2 separate regions of the Homo sapiens genome follow, and region 1 is linked to region 2. The links are chromatin loops, found by intact Hi-C in ENCODE. Cell type or tissue: K562. All regions are shown on one strand. Each heading gives the region's core, and the rest is flanking DNA. Links, peaks and the distances in the headings are about the cores only.

The links. A loop is a pair of places that touch in the nucleus more often than their neighbours do. Peaks named below come from ENCODE experiments on the same cell type or tissue, not always from the same donor. Only the 100,000 strongest peaks of a DNase experiment are listed, where the experiment ranks them.
Region 1: it touches region 2 in a loop (3-fold over the local background); 2 of 110 quality-filtered maps call a loop at or near these places.

What each region holds. Positions count from the first base shown.
Region 1 is chr7:121,103,725-121,112,076 of GRCh38, forward strand. The region is part of intron 7 of CPED1 (cadherin like and PC-esterase domain containing 1); the gene reads left to right. Among named protein-coding and RNA genes, the nearest start is that of CPED1, 120 kb to the left of the region's middle. RefSeq lists a silencer at 4,301-4,350. In K562, for the core only: a CTCF peak has its summit at 4,386 (motif pointing left); a DNase peak (open chromatin) is centred at 4,397.
Region 2 is chr7:121,333,793-121,342,129 of GRCh38, forward strand. WNT16 (Wnt family member 16) reads left to right here. Exons shown (of 4, transcript NM_057168.2): 4 at 5,089-7,312. The coding sequence ends at 5,553. Among named protein-coding and RNA genes, the nearest start is that of WNT16, 9.0 kb to the left of the region's middle. In K562, for the core only: a CTCF peak has its summit at 3,837; a DNase peak (open chromatin) is centred at 3,839.

The sequences.
Region 1 (8,352 bases), core at 79-8,078, 230 kb before region 2:
CCCAAATGACTTAGTTAAATCAGTAGTGATTTATGTACTGTGTGATGAGGCAAGCCCACTAAACTAGTTATCAGTGAACATTTATAGAACATTCTGGCAGCTAAAGAAGGTATGAAGGCAATAACAGATATAACTATGAGCTCATTTATTTCCAATTAGGTCTTCTGCTGAGATACTTTATCTGTTAAAGCTTTGGAGAGAGTAAAAAAAATCAAGAAATGCAAATTTGAGGAATAATGGAAAATAGAAGCTTTGTAAACTATTTTTAATGCCCTTCTACATAATAAAATATTTAAAAATTTTAGTGTTAGATGTTTCCCAAGGATGTTCAAACCTAAAATCAGAGGAAGTTTTGAAAGGGAAAAATTCGCAAATGTAATATTTGCTTACTATACCATTTGATCTGATTTTAAATCAACTCTATTTGTTGCTGTTAAGACAATATCATTTACTTGATGAGTATAATAAATCTAATTTTAAGAAATATTTTATTTTAAAATGTCTTCCCTTAAAAAGCTCTTAATTATAAAACTTCAGTTTGTATCTATAAATTCACGAGTAAAATTCTTTCACAAATATTCTAACTATAACTTTTGGTTAAATGCATCTATGTCTGTCTTAAAACACAGGTCATAAAGATTAACTGCAAGAAATGTCATAAATTTAAATTCGGTTCTTAGAGCAAAAAGTCACAAGTCATCCCTTCATCCGTTGTAAATCACAAAATAAGTTACCCAACAGAGAGGCAACTGTAATATCTGTAACTTTTTATGATGTCTGAAGATTCTTTGTACTTCTGACCATATTTGACTATTTTTATGAAAATGTATCGCTGAAGAGATTTGTGACTTCTGGCAGAAAAGCTTGTCCAAAGCCTTATTTTGTCCAGTCAAGACATAAATTAATTCATTGTTTGATCAGCCATCCCATATTTGAAGATGTTAGATTTGTTGCTATTCCATATTTGACATCAGATATAAAGTTATATGAAGATGATTCCTTGCATATAATCAGCTCCCTATAAATGTCTCTTCGATTGAATTGAATCAAAGGTCATTAAAAAAATTTTAACTGCATGAAGAAATTGCCTGAGTCTACTTTATCCCTAACTGCTATAAGCCAGCCACTCTACTTTGCAATGATATATACATGATATAGGTAAATATTATACAAATGATCATTTGTTTTCCAGTAAATGCAATAGACAGATGTCATAATCTGAATTTCTGGATAAGGGCCACTTTGATAGAGATAGGGAAATCTGGGATACCGTAGCCTTTTTTCAAGTCAGATTTGTAAGTTCTAAATCACCAGCTCTCTACCACCGCTGCACTGGCCTTCAGGGGACCATTCTTCCATCTCCAGTGCTTGCAGTTCCCTCTCACATCAATACAATCAGCAAATGTGCACAGAGGGCAGAGGAGAACTGTGGCAAAGAGAGGAATGGTGTTATGTACAAGATTCCTTTTAAAAAGATGCATATATCCCTTATTCATTTTGGAAATATGACACAGTTGTAGGGATGAAGTTAGCCTCATTTGTCGTCAATATTTATGCACTGCCTTTGATAATGTTGGGTGAGATTGCTTATATATTCCCAAGGTAAAAATGAGTAATGTCTTTGGAAGAAAGTATAAAGTGACAGTATGGTTTTTCAACCTTAGGAAGTGTTCTTCCCCTGATCTTCATTTTATGTCCAAAACTGCAGGCTACGAAGCAGACCTTGTAAAAGGCTTTTGACTGAGCATCTGGCCCTTCGCTAGGCCCGGGAGATTTATGTCAGCTGTAGAAAGAATGTGAATAAAAGTCTTCTCCTGAGAGTTTGTAAAAAGAGTTGACGTATTACTTAACCTACTTTTGCTTGAATTAAATTTTAAAATTGCATCAGGGTGTTCATTTTAAAGTATGATTTTATATAAATAGAAATTATAAATAACCAGCATGTAATTGAATAAACTTGTGACCAAAGCTGACTTACTTTAAAAACTTTTATAATAACTGCAAAGTAATCAGCCCACATTGATGTTAGATTGCACTAATACTCTTTATAGCAACTTTGTGTCTTTTTAAAAAGCAATTCATTCACTCATTCATTCATTCCTTCATTCCCAACTTGGTTCTATTAAAAGATTTGTCAAGTCATTTTGTACATTCGTTAATTCTGAAGGCTGAACTTGGATGATTATCCTAAATGTAAAGAAAACTATTCATTAATGATGATCATCTTTATCTGGCCAAAATGATAACTTAAGCAGATGACTCTAAGCCTCAAAAAGGCAAGCAATGTGTTTGCATTTCCAGAGCCTCACAGAGTTCCTGGCGCATGGCAGATGCTCAAAAATGTTTATCAGTGAATCGTTGTCTATCATCCTTATTTTAATTAAAGGTACCTCATTAATAATAACTTATTAAAAACTGCCATTTGGGGAAAATATGATTTAAGAGCAGGTTCTACAACAGAAGATAGTATTATGGATTTACATATTCCATCATTGTTAATTCAGGCATATTTTCCCTTCTGAACTAGGGTAATGAACGCATAGACATATGCAAATATAATTAACTAACATAATGCTTTATATAGGTAGATGCTATATAATGCTTTATATAGGTATACACATATATGTGTATATATGCCTACATATATATATATAATGTATTATGACAGTGTAAAGGTAAAACCTAACACTAATGAATAAATTTGCTAATTATTATTGCCTTTAATACTAGAAAATCAGTAGGCAAGTGTTAATTATATATCCAGAAAAATGGAGGTAAGCTAATACTCAGGGATTTCAGTGTGAAATCAGGTGAGGTAAGTTCATTCCTTCTTCCCTCCTTCTGGATGCTTGAAAGATGGAAAAGTTCCTCAATAGTACTTTGGAGGATAGAATGTATGTTTCCCTTCTCAGCTCCTCCCCTTCACCTGTCCTGTTCACAGCCTGCTTCTCCCTGGAGCCATCAAGGGAAGGTATATGCTGGGATGAGGATGGGACCCAGTTATGGACTTGAAAAGAGCAAGTGTTGTTTCTCTGAACTGGATCCTGGAAGTGTATTGCCCGTGAACTTCACAGAAGCTCTTAAAAATTAATCTCTGCGGGCTCTTCCTCTTTCTGCCGTTGCCCAGCACAGTAATGTCACTCTGATTTCTGTTACACCTTGCCGATAACAAGTTTATAAAATAAACAAGTGTTTAGAGTAAAAACCAAGCCTGGGAAAAGAGGTCTAGTGTAAGCAATCTTTCAAAGCACTTTAAGCGTCCATAGAGAGCAGCACCATCTTAATTTTTTAGTTTCTTATTATTTCTTTAATAGATGAGCCAGCTAAGCCGTAGAGATGTTCGAAGACAGAACAGCTGTATTCCCTTTCTTCACTACCCTCATGCAAGAAAGGATTGTTAAGATGGATCTTTGGGAAATGGACCATGAATTAAGGCAAAACTCCCTGCAATCTTCCTAAATGTTTTCATTTCTGTACAGACACCTAGAGAGTTATTGAATTTAATTTTATAAATCTTTATCCCTAAGACTTTAACAACAAGGCTTAACTTTTTCATCACTGTGGTAATGTTAAATATCTTCTGATGACAGGAAAATATATTGGAAGGAAAAAATCACATGAAGTCAGCAAACAGGAGAACAAAAACCAAGAGGAAAAATCTACTTGCCTAAATCTTTTTGAAATCCTTAAAAGAAGAGAGTTTGCTTATTCTTTATTTATGTAGGAAACAAATCTTCAGTGCCTGGCATAGTAGCTAATATTCAGCCGATTCAGGGAGAGAGAAATGAATTAGAATAGAGACTCCACTCATCAAATTGCTGAAAAGAATAATTAGTAATAAAAATAACTCCTTTACAAAGTGGTATGTGGGTGCAAAGTAATAACAGTGAAAATAATGGCAGTAATTGTCTCCAAAAATTAATCGCTTTAATGCTTAAGTTTATTACAGAATATTTACTCAGTGGGGAAGTTAAATGATTTTTACACTTTTACTTTGGGTATAGAAAAAAAGTAAGTTTTTACCAGTACGTTTTGAAACTTATTAAATGTATATCATTTTTGAGATTTTTATTAACAATATCCTTTATTCCTTGAGATCTGTCTCAAAGGCTGACAAATTCTAAATATAAAATATCCTCAAATGTGCCAACTAGGTAAAACTGATTTGTCTGCTGAAGGAAGACAGGCTTTTGCTCCCTTCAGGAGAAAATCTGACTTGCATTTGTCTTATGTGATTTATTCATTGTAAGTTTAAAATGAAATACAGCCTTTTTCCTTCCATATATTAAAATGTGGTTTCAAATTTAGAAGAAACAGCAATCTTTTTTCACTAAGGAAGCCTACATAGCAGTGAGATGGAGCAAAACAATTACTGTATTGCCCCCTAGTGGTCTTTTTTGCTATTGTACAAATAGTCTGAGCTGTCCAATGGCAAGAGGAAAAAAGGCAAAAATGCTTAGCAAAGCATGGAGCATTTTTCCCCCATTGGATTAAACATATTTATTTTAAAAAAGTTATTTTATAACCCATACTTACAGTAAGAAAGCTGTGCTTTTAAGTAGATTGCGAATGATGATAATTCCTCACTACAATTTAAATTACCTAGGCCACACAATTATTTGGAATGATTTCAGCATTTGCCAGCCACTGGACATTGTTTTTTCACTTAAGAACACTTTGTAAAATTTAATATGCAGTGCTATTAAAGAATGATATCCCTCAGATGACTATATGTTAAGAAAATTCATTCTTCCAGCTCAAATTCATATCATAAAATATAATAATCTTAATTTTTTTCTATGGAAAAGTTAAGCCTATTAGTCATAAACTTGTGAGTATACATTTAAGTGAAGAAATGTACATTTTGTAATGTTTTTTTCATATAAGGAAATTCAATGATATTTTCTAGAGCTCTTTCTCCTCAAGGAATTTACTTGAGAGTGGTATAAATATGCAAAGTACACAAATATAGGATATTTTTATGGAATATGGAATACTGACTTAGAAGAAATGACTTATAAACATGCTATACTGTCTTATGTGTAGATCATACAAAATATGTCAGGGATGTTGGACTGATTTCCATAAAACTCTAGTCTAAGCCAGTCACCACAAGCTCAAAAACACCACCCTGTCCCATTGCCCAAAAATTAAGACCTAAACTTTTTTCCTTGGAAAAACAACAACAACAAAAAAGATTTTGCAACACATAGTTTTAAACTTACTACACAATACCAGTTTTAAAATTACTGTACAGTTAGAGCTGGCATTTTATACTTAACATGTAAGACTGCACTACTGTACCCATGAATCTTTTGTGTTACTTCTATTTGATTACAACCTGAGCCTCAAATCTGCTGTTAACTGGAATTCCTTTAAATTATCTAAATGACCTGATATTATGATATAGAACTGAAAATTTGTGTTTTATTTCTCTGAGTGCTACTGAGGCAGCAGAAATGGATTCTCTCCCAGGACTCTTCAGATATATTTTGTATTCTCTACCTTCTGCAACATAAAGACGTATTTCATTGCTTTTGTTAGATCTCTATGGAGCGTCTGCCTATAGGGCGGTCATTCTCTCATTGCGTCACTGGCTGACACAGAGCATTCCTATACACATCACTCTGTCTTCTTTGTCTCAAAACAATTTGTCCTTTCACTCCCTATTCCTAGCCTGTAAAAGCAGTTCTTAGAAGCTCGATGAAGCAAGTCTTTAAAATTTAGAGAAAGGGACTTCAAACAGGAGAGGAAATTCCAAGCATCCCTTTATTTACATATATATCCGTATTCATATGCACTATGTTTCCCCTCTACATCAGCTTCTTCTTATTTGGTCTCTAGTTTTCCGGAATCTAACAGTTCCAGGTACCATAGCCTCATCAATCTGTTTAAAAAACATACTGTTCCAAACTGATGCTTTGGTAGAAATTTCTAGTAGAATAACTTCTGAATAACTTCTACTAGAAATTTTTTCAGATATATTTGAAAGGTATAAGAATTTTTCTATGTGCTTGATTACTCAGATTATCTACATGAAGAATATTTGTTCAAATCACACACAGAGAAATCATTACTTTAAACTCAGAAGTCACAGAAGAAAAACATTATGCTAAGGAAATATATTTCATTTTCATGCCTTCAAGGAGTTACTGTTAAAGAAATGTGATTTTACAACATGAATAGGACGATGATTACATCCTTTCAGGCTGAGTAATAAGCAAATATCCAATTGCATTTTTACTTTAAAGGAGAGAGAAATAAATCACCAGCATTAGATCTATAGCACTGGATATGCAGGAAAGAAAAGAAAAATCCCAAGCCATACTTCTACAGGTCTGGGGATCGGTGTGCAGTAAGAAAGTCCTTGTACAAACTCTATGACCTTAGACAAATCTGCTTACATCTATGGACCACTTTCCATGTCTATAAAATAGGGATGGTTTTCCTATGAGTTAAATTAGCCTTTTGATTCCTGCTACAAGTATTTACCGGCTACCTCTTATATGCTAGATGTTATGTTGGGCTCCAGTAGCATAGCAGGAAACAAGGCAAAGTCCCTGCCTTTGTAAAGTTTATTCTTGTATGGAATGACAGATGAAAAACAGATAATTAATTATACACATATAAAGAAATTCAGATAGTTACAGGTATTTAATATATCTAAGAATGAAATGAACAGGATGGATGTTGACTAGGAACTAACTGGTCTGCCCACTTTATGAGAGGTAGAAAGATTGCCCTGAATAGGTGATATCTGAGCTATAATTCTGTGATGAGACTAAGTGCCATTTCAAGAGATGACAGTAAAATACTCCCAGCAAAAGGACAATTCCAAAGGTAGGAGAGTCTTCACATATTCAGAGAATGCCACAACCACTGACTGTGTAACATGTTGAACACAGGGTGAGTGGTAGAGAGATTGAGAGAAAGGCAAGAGCCCAATCACACAGGAGTCAGGAAAGGTAAGAAATTGAATTTTTTCCCTATGGGCAAAGGGATGCCTCTAAAAGATAGTGAACAGGAGGCTATCATAATCTGATTTACTTTTTAAGCCCATTCTGCTGCTTTGTGGAGAACAGATTGAAGAGAATTGTGAACAGAGGCAGAGAAACCAGTTGCAAGGCCATTCAGGGGTCCAGATGAGGAGCATGGTGGCTTGATCTAGGTTGGTGAGATATGGTAGTCTAAAAAAGGAGAAATGTGGATACGTTTTGAAGGTAGAAACAAGAATTGGTGTTGGGGTGTGAGAGGCTAAAGAGAGAGGGTTCAAGGATGACTCTTCAGCCATTATTTGAATGGTGGTGCCATTGACTGAGAGATCAGATGGGGGAGCAACCAGTCAGGAGGAGGAATGGGAAAGAGAAATGTGAAATGAGGAGGTGGAGAGGCACACAGGTTCCTGTTCATACAGCAGCTTACCTGTTGAGGCTGGTTCTTACTCATCTACCTCTTCTCAGCCCTTGGTTGCTCTGTAACCTGACTGAAGGCCCTACCAGAAAATTTTTCTCCTGGACAATTTGGTGATTCTTTTTCCATTCACTTCCTCTCTCTGCCTTTCTTCTCCCCAGTCACTGTAACCCCTATTTCCAACAGAAGTATCCTACCACTTCTAAATGAATAGAAGAATAACTGTAGCTATTTGCCCATCCTGGTGTGACAGGGAGGTTCCCACAGCTCCAGGTACCCATTGCTATAAAAACAGCCTTGGCAGGGGTGCCTGTTTCTCAGCCACCATAAAATTGGGTTATTTTCAAATAGATGGTGCCTCAAATCACAAGTCTAATCTTTTGAAGGATAGTAGAGTGGTCTAGTGTGATGTATTCAGATAAGAAGGTGAGAACATGCTTAGGAAAATGCTCACCCTAAAAAGGGTTCAATCTATTCAATGTTTGGGATGGAAGCCAGAGTGAAGTTAGAGAAGTTTGAAACAAATAACTCAATCAGAATCAGCAAGGCTTAAGTTGCATTCTAAGCACTGAAAATAAAAAAGAAAAAACACATGAGGTTCTTAGATCACCTTCTCCATATGAGAGGTGTGAGAAGGAGATGCGGGCTCCATTTCAAAAAGAGGAGAAATGAAGACAAAATTTAAACAATGATAAAAGGCAAATTGAATCAGTCAGCTTTTGCAGAGCAAATCATCTCCAAACTTAGTGACTTCAAATAAACATTTATTATTTCTCATGGTTCTATAAATTGTCTGGACCAGCTCTGCTCATCTCTATAGGCAGATGGTGGCTAAGCGAGGCTGGGTAGTCTAGCCTGCCTTCACTCACGCTCCTAGATATTGGCTGGGTATCAGCTAGGGCCACTGGGATGACTTGGCCATGTGCCTGTCATCGTCTTGTA
Region 2 (8,337 bases), core at 1-8,000:
ATTTGGTAGAGATTTTTAATAAACTAGAAATTCAGAACACAAAAACTCACGTTATGATTGATTCTCTTAAATAAAATCATCTTGGGACTTACAAAAAACCCTAAAGCATTCTAAAATATATTTTTATTAGTAACATTCGGCAGCTATTTGGTTTTATTTTATATTGTGTGTTTTTCAAATTAGGTAGTAATGTTCCTCTCTGTAACTGTTAATGCTAATCTTAAACTATTATTTATATCCTGATTTTATTAAAAACATACTTCCTATTCACCATTAATTTAAATCCATTTTTATTGGCAAAAAATAATTTTCTAACATTACCTAGGTTCTTGCTATTATTCTAACTAGCTTGAAAACAATTCAATTTATGCATATATGTACATTTTGTGTAAATCTCTGAGTTTTCTCTCCTGAATCATTTTTTTCACATTGTTCATTTTTGGTTCACATTGTTTCACATTTAGATGAAATCTTAAAATATTAGAAAACATTTTCCTGGTTATTTGGTAGGTACTATGCTGGTGTTTTTGTTGTTGTTTTTATTTTCTCTTGAGGTATTATAATTCAACAGAGTTTTGTATTTTTCTTTCTGTTGCTGGCAAAAAAACAAAAACAAAAACAAAACCAACAACACCATAAAAGAGGTTTCCTGGTTATTATCTAACATGGATGAGCAATCAACTCAATTTTTTCAACATTGGCAATTAGGATTTTAATCTAATAGGCATATTCTTCTGAATAAAATCCAGGTCTGTATTCAATTGAGTTGATTTTCTTAGCCTCAAAATCACAAACTCAAAATGTAGGAAAGTGTTCAGAGAAATGTGGGTACTGGCGCTTAGTAGTACTGTGAGCAGGATAGATGATTTTCTAACCGCTAACCTTAAATACTCTGATTCCCACTTGGTTTCTGACACCATTCCTAAACTTATGACTCCAAGAATAATGTTGCCGAATGATGATTGGCTAACGGAATGATGTGATGTCTTCCAGGGGCAGAACTTCTGGGAATAATGTGACTTGGAATATTTATGGGTATTTCTTTTGGTGTGCTTAAAATATTTCCATTCTTCCCATGTCCACCTCACAAACTTTTAAGTTTCCCTACCCCATAATTTGTTTTATGATGAGTAACTCAACAAAGTGGGAAGGGCTCAATCCCAAATTTTCATTGACCTATTCCAAGAATATTTATAAGTAGTTGAACAACACATAGTGTTTTGCTTTTCAGTAGGTTCGAATATATTTTTGGACAGAAAGGGACAAAACGGGTCAGAGGAACAGGAATCCTACATACACCCATCCAACCTCGTGTCGCAGTTTTTATAAAAACTTAGATCATCTGATAGTTGAGAAAATGAAATGTTAGTCACAAAACGTTCCACAACAATTTTCTGGCCATTTTTGTAAAATTCGGACAACGTAATTTACTGAAAAACAATCGCCAACTGCCACATTACCTCTGAGTCAAAATTGTGGAACCAATCAGTTCTTAAACCACTTCTCAAGCGGTTTCTATGTTTACATTAAGTATTAATGATGCATCTTTCCTATTTCACTTCATTAGAAATTTATCAAACCAAAATTTACACAAGGAATCCAGTAGATTAAATGCTACCCTCCTGATTGCTCTGACATAGTTTAAAAATATTCCACCAAAATGTGCACATCTGTTTGCAATAGTTAACAAAACATTCCTCTGTTAATATCGTTATAAACCTTAACAACTCAACTAGAGTAGAGAAAGGAATTTTCTCATAACCACACAGCACTCATTCCTTTGCTATTCTCTTATGTTCCTGTTAACAGAAAATTATGGTGATATTGCTGTAATTCACAATGGCTATTTAACATTAATTAAGAATCCTGGAGGAAAATCTCCAGAATACACTTTCTGGGGGAGTGTTCATGCAATTTCCTTAAATATACTTGCATTTTCCACTTTTATTTTTCCCTATTCTACTAAAATTATCCTGCTGCATATAAATACCTTATATTATTTATCACCAGCTTTCCTTATGTAAGATAAACGTCTTAATCAGACTTTATTTTTCTGTAAAATTGAAATCATAAGTACCTGCTTATTAACTAGCTATTATGTGCAACAAATATCTTCCTCTAAAACTAAATCAGGTAAAATATTTATTAAAATATGCTCTGAGAAGCAGAATTCTAATTCTGTAGAATTAAACTTTGTGTGTGTGTGTGTGTGTGTGTGTGTGTGTGTGTGTGTGTGTGTATCTGTCCTTGAATTTTGCATTTCATCAGTCCTGAGTGGTGATTACACTGCTTTATTCTAATTCCAGATTGTCCAAGTTCTTTCCTTGGAATATTATGGGGGTATAATCTTTGAAATTCCAGGTCAGGTTATTGATATTTTTTTCCTTGAAGTTCATTTATCTTTCTGTCCTAGAATACAGTATATATATGCATATATATGTGTGTATATATGCCCATAGATATTCTAAGAATATGTATATACCTCTATAGATGTTCGAGGATACAAAAATAATATGTATCATATATAATAAAGATATTATTTCTTTTATTATGTTTATTGTTAGGGACACTTACAATTCAAAGTTTAAATTGTCATCACTGAAAAATTATAAATTCCATGTATGTATTCAAAAGGGCTAATTTTCTAGGAGGGAAATCTTTCTATAATTTCAATACAAATTCAGCAGGTGATGTAATTGAATTTGAAAATCAGTCTCTCTTTTTATCCTTCATCGTGTTGTAGTGCATAACTTTCATAGAGTAACACTATTGTGGACGGGGCTAAAACTGAGGAGTTGAAAGAGAGAGCCCAGCCGGCTCAAAACAATACCATTAACCTCTTAGCAGTGACATGTGTTTAAGAAGGTGGTTTTTATTACTCCCTCTTGATTCAGTTTACCAACAGAGGATGAGATAAAAGTGTTCAAGTGAGCTGGACCAATTACTCAATAAGTATTTGATGAGCGTCTACTTTGTCCCTCATGCTGTGCAAATTGGCAACATCTTACATGATGTCTGAAGTGACTAATAAAAGAAAAAATCGGCTCCTCAGTCATGATCCAGGGGAGAAACAGCTTTAAGTCACTAAGTGATGACTGTAAAGAAGGCTGATCAGCTTAAACATGGAAACATACATTGTTATGTTTTTAGTGTTCTTTGGACAGTTATGTTTTGTTATTACCCAGCACTGATTGAGCTTTTTCTCGTAAACTTTGGGAGCTTAAAATTTGAACAAAGTAGGCAGATCACATTTATTTGCCTGGAAATGTTTTAAAGAATTGAGGGTTTTGTGAATATGAAATGCCATAAATTTAAAGAAATAAGCTTCTGTGACATACTTTATAAATTGCTGTCATATAATCGCAGGACACCTTTTGCCCTGGGTTAAGAAGAAATAGATACATCTATTAGTTTCTTAGTTTTGTGAATTCAAAAAAAGCAAATGTGCCATATGCACTACTAAGAAATATCAAGCATTGCATAAATCAATACCATATGCTCTTATTTAAGGTTGCAAATGTTATTATTTGTGTGCAATATTGTCTCATTAGATAGTTCAGACATTTTTAAAATTTGTTTGAAAACATAACATTCTGCAAACGTGTCAATGTCAGGTTTGGTACAAAACAGCAAAGTGTAGACCCCTGTCATTTTATTGTTTTCATAAGAATTGTAAGTGGAATTTAAACTGTGAGGTTTTTCCTTTCTTTGGTGAGATTACACACATAATTTCCAAGTTATTGAATGGATGGATCCATCTTTCATTTTACCCAGCATGTTGACAGAACGTCAACTCCACAGCTAGCCCTGACGATTTATTAATCTGTTCTGCCATCGTCTGGGGATTGAAGGAAGCTATGCTGGCTAGCCTGGTATGTAAGAGATTAGAGCCCTAAACTTTTGAAATCTCTATATTGTTTTTGCACCCCTAGCCTTACTGGAAATGTTTATCTCAACTCTAACTGTACCTTCTTTTTCAGAGAAAGGGGCTTTTATTTAGACCTTAGTGTGTGTCAGGCAGTGGACTATTACAAATATATGTAGTTTCATTTAACTTCTTAGTCTGTTTAAACTGAACTTAGCACTTAGAATTGAAAAAATTACATAAACATTATCCCCTTTGTATTTTCCATGCTAGGATAATGCTACTGATTCATCAAGGATAGGGCATGTGTTTTGAATTAATTTTCCAGAAAAGGAGAATTTGCTGGGGGGAGCCACCATACTGTAGCCCCTTCTCCTTTTGACCAACTAAACCAGATTTGTCATAGTTTCTCATGTGGCCTGGAACCAGGGGATAGCATAGTTCACCACCTCCACCCCTCCCTTTGTATGTGACTGACTTTTATAGTGATCAAACTTGAGAACTCTCAATTGAATCAATACGTCTCATCCCTGGATGCTCATTAAAATAATCTCAGCGGCTTTGTGAAAGTACCATGGCCTGGACACCCCACCCCCTGCCCGACCAGTGAAATCAGAATCTGAGAGGTTTGAGCATTGGTTATTTGTAAAGTTCCATGATGTTTCTATGCACCATGAGAGCTAAGGGTAACTTCTCTCTCAGTGCTTCTCAAATTTTAATGACAATCTTGTTAAAAATGCAGCTTTTGGTTCTGTAGGTCTGGAGTGGGGCCTGAGAGTCTGCATATCTCACAAGTGATGCTGGTGTTGCTGGTCCCTGAGCTGTATTCTGAGTAACGAGGTGTTGAATGGTATCAGGAACATACAGGCATGCATAAGCATCCTACCACATTCAAAATTAGACCGGGGATTAGAAATAGAAGTAATTTCCTTTTGTTATCGCAGATAATCTCCAATAATATTAGTCTGGTCCACTACTTTAAGTACAGCTTGGAAAGCTTTGCTCTGAAGGGTCAAGAAATTTGGACAAAACATTTGGGACAAAAACCAAAGGACGAAACATTTGAAGCCTACGCAATTTTAAAGATTATTTACGTTCAAAACCATCATTTTTATTCAAGAGGAAATAGACCCAGAAAGTTAATTGATTAGATTAACTGTGCTTCTGTTGTTGAGTAAAACACTTTATGATTGATAGTTGAACACAATTACTGTTGGTTTCAGGCTGTCGCCAAGTTGATGTCAGTAGACTGCCGCTGCCACGGAGTTTCCGGCTCCTGTGCTGTGAAAACATGCTGGAAAACCATGTCTTCTTTTGAAAAGATTGGCCATTTGTTGAAGGATAAATATGAAAACAGTATCCAGATATCAGACAAAACAAAGAGGAAAATGCGCAGGAGAGAAAAAGATCAGAGGAAAATACCAATCCATAAGGATGATCTGCTCTATGTTAATAAGTCTCCCAACTACTGTGTAGAAGATAAGAAACTGGGAATCCCAGGGACACAAGGCAGAGAATGCAACCGTACATCAGAGGGTGCAGATGGCTGCAACCTCCTCTGCTGTGGCCGAGGTTACAACACCCATGTGGTCAGGCACGTGGAGAGGTGTGAGTGTAAGTTCATCTGGTGCTGCTATGTCCGTTGCAGGAGGTGTGAAAGCATGACTGATGTCCACACTTGCAAGTAACCACTCCATCCAGCCTTGGGCAAGATGCCTCAGCAATATACAATGGCATTGCAACCAGAGAGGTGCCCATCCCTGTGCAGCGCTAGTAAAGTTGACTCTTGCAGTGGAATCCCTAGAACCTTGGACCTGAGAGTTTCCCTTACCTGATCGACATATTTTCCTTTATCTGATCAACCCATCAATCATGTGGATTTCTTGGGATTCTAATGTTGAAAAGGTTTATATTCACCTTTTGATGATTTGGGGAATATATATTGACATACAAGGAAGATAATCTGTTTCCTAAGCAAGAAATAACAGGAAAGATCCCTTATGCCAGGAGGCCTGCCATACTCAGGATAAGATCCTTGAATATGGAACTTAGTTACAGGACTCAATAATGGTGGGTGAACATTAGTCATTTTTAAAAGACACCTCTTATAGCAATAAGGAGACATTAACATGAATCTCATTTATTCTCTCAGTATTTTAACTGAAGAAATTATACTGTTTGTGTGTGGATAGAAGATGTTGAAAAGTTAACATAAGCATTGGGTGCTGACTTACCCTTTCATGTACTTCCAAAGAAAGGTAATCAAAAAGAATCTTCTTAAGTGATATAATATCCCTAAAAAAATGATCATTACAGATGTTTAGTGACAAAGAATCAATATGTAAAAAGTATAATGAATGATTTAGATTTTAAGTGCCTTTTCACTGGGAGAATCTGGAAAAACCTCCATAAGGTATATAGCAATCTTTGATCTTTAGATTCATACTTTTATCACAGATCAGTTTCAACTGTTAAAAACCCACCTCTGAGATACTGGGGGGAGGATCCTGAAACATGCGGGAAAAGGAGAGGTAAACAGTGGAGGTAAAAATATAATTTCATACATTGTAAAGAAAAGCACCCTTTAAATGTGTAAAGACAGTGTTTTGTAAAGAATTTTGTTTAAAAAGTTTCTATTTTGTAAATACAGTACTTAAGTTATATGATTTATATTAAAACATTTATTGACAAAGCCTAAGAGCTAAGGCAGTAAAATTATCTCATAAATAATATTAGCTTATTTTTTTTCATACTATTAATGCTATTTTTTTGGACATCGAAGAGAATTTAACTTAGCAGTTAGTTATATGGATGTGTATTTCTTGCTAAAATGACAGTTTTATATGTTATAGATTAAAATATGTTGCAAAATATCAAAAATTTGTGTTATTTCAGCAGTAAGATTAATTGAATTCTCTTTTCACATTAGTTATGCTTAACTCATAAGGTTATTATAATAAATTATATTAGTAAAAGTCTTAACTGGAAAAAAGAATCTAAATCAGAATAGTGATCAATTTGTGGATTTGATATCCTGGATATTTATTATATTTTATGTAATGCTGCATTTCTATTTGAATGTTAAGTGGTCTTTCTTGTTTTTAATATTCATGCATGTATATTCATCATATTTTACAAGGTTCCTGGTAAAAATTACAGGGCTCTATTTAAGGATGTATTTTAATGTAAATGCTTATGTTTTTTATGAATTGTTAAATATTTCAGTATTATATAGAAAAAAATAGATTTTTAAAATTCAGAATGGACAAAGAGAATATTCATTTTCTTATTAATAAGATAAAGAAATGTTTCCCTGCCCCACAGTCTTCATTCTATTTCTCTTTAATTTTATTCACTGAGGCAGAGAAACAATTTTTGAAAAAGAGCAAACCCATGGAAAATGTCTCAGATCTAATATTAAAATCAAGACTAAGCATTTAACTGTGATTGTAAAGTTTGACAAAGTTATTATTTACTAAATGAGAGACACAGAAATGGCAAATATATGAATATAGTGCATATTTAAAAGTGGTTTTCCAGTCTTTAGCATCCCTTGAACAGAATAATCTGAAAATATACACTCTCTCCTGCCTATTTTTTTCAAAGTAAATCTATTTTGTCTTCTTTGAACATAATCACCCATTTTTAAAAAACAGAAAGACTGTAGTGTCTATTAACAACCAATTTCTTCTATTAATTAGAAAACCTTTCATAATTACCTTATCAACTGACTGTGAGAATCAGGCAGCCTCTAATTTACAAAGACTTGATTACTGTTCAGCCATTCCTTTAAAACAGTGATGCTAACTCAGGCACCTCTCTCTGGGATGCCTAAGCAAAAACTCCTCCTAACTCCAAACCTGTGTCTTTGGGTTCTTCTTTTCTTCTCACCTTTGGTATCACCATGGAAGCCATCCTTAAGTTTCTCACTTTTTTTTTTTTTTTTTAAGACAGTCTCACTCTGTTGCCCAGGCTGGAGTGCAGTGACCCGATCTCGGCTCACTGCAACATCTGCCTTCTGGGTTCAAATGATTCTCCCGCTTCAGCCTCCCAAGTAGCTGGGATTACAGGCATGTGCCACCATGACTAGCTAATTTTTGTATTTTTGGTAGAGACGGAGTTTCACCATGTTGGCCAGGCTGGTCTCAAACTCTTGACCTCAAGTGATCCACCCACCTCGGCCTCCCAAAGTGTTGGGATTACAGGTGTGAGCTACCGCGCCTGGCCATCACCTATCTATCTCTCTTATTGGCTGACAGCCTGCCCTTAGCCCATTTCCATCCCACTCCCAGTCATGGTAGAGGAAGCACCATGGTGCTCCTGGGAACACAATTCTGGGACCCAAAGGCTCCTATCTAGTCTAAACCACATTGCCTGCATTCATTAGGGCCCCTTATGTTGCAAGTAATGGAAAACTCAACCCAGACTGATTTAAACATTAAATATGTTGACTCAGTAACTAAAAACTTCAA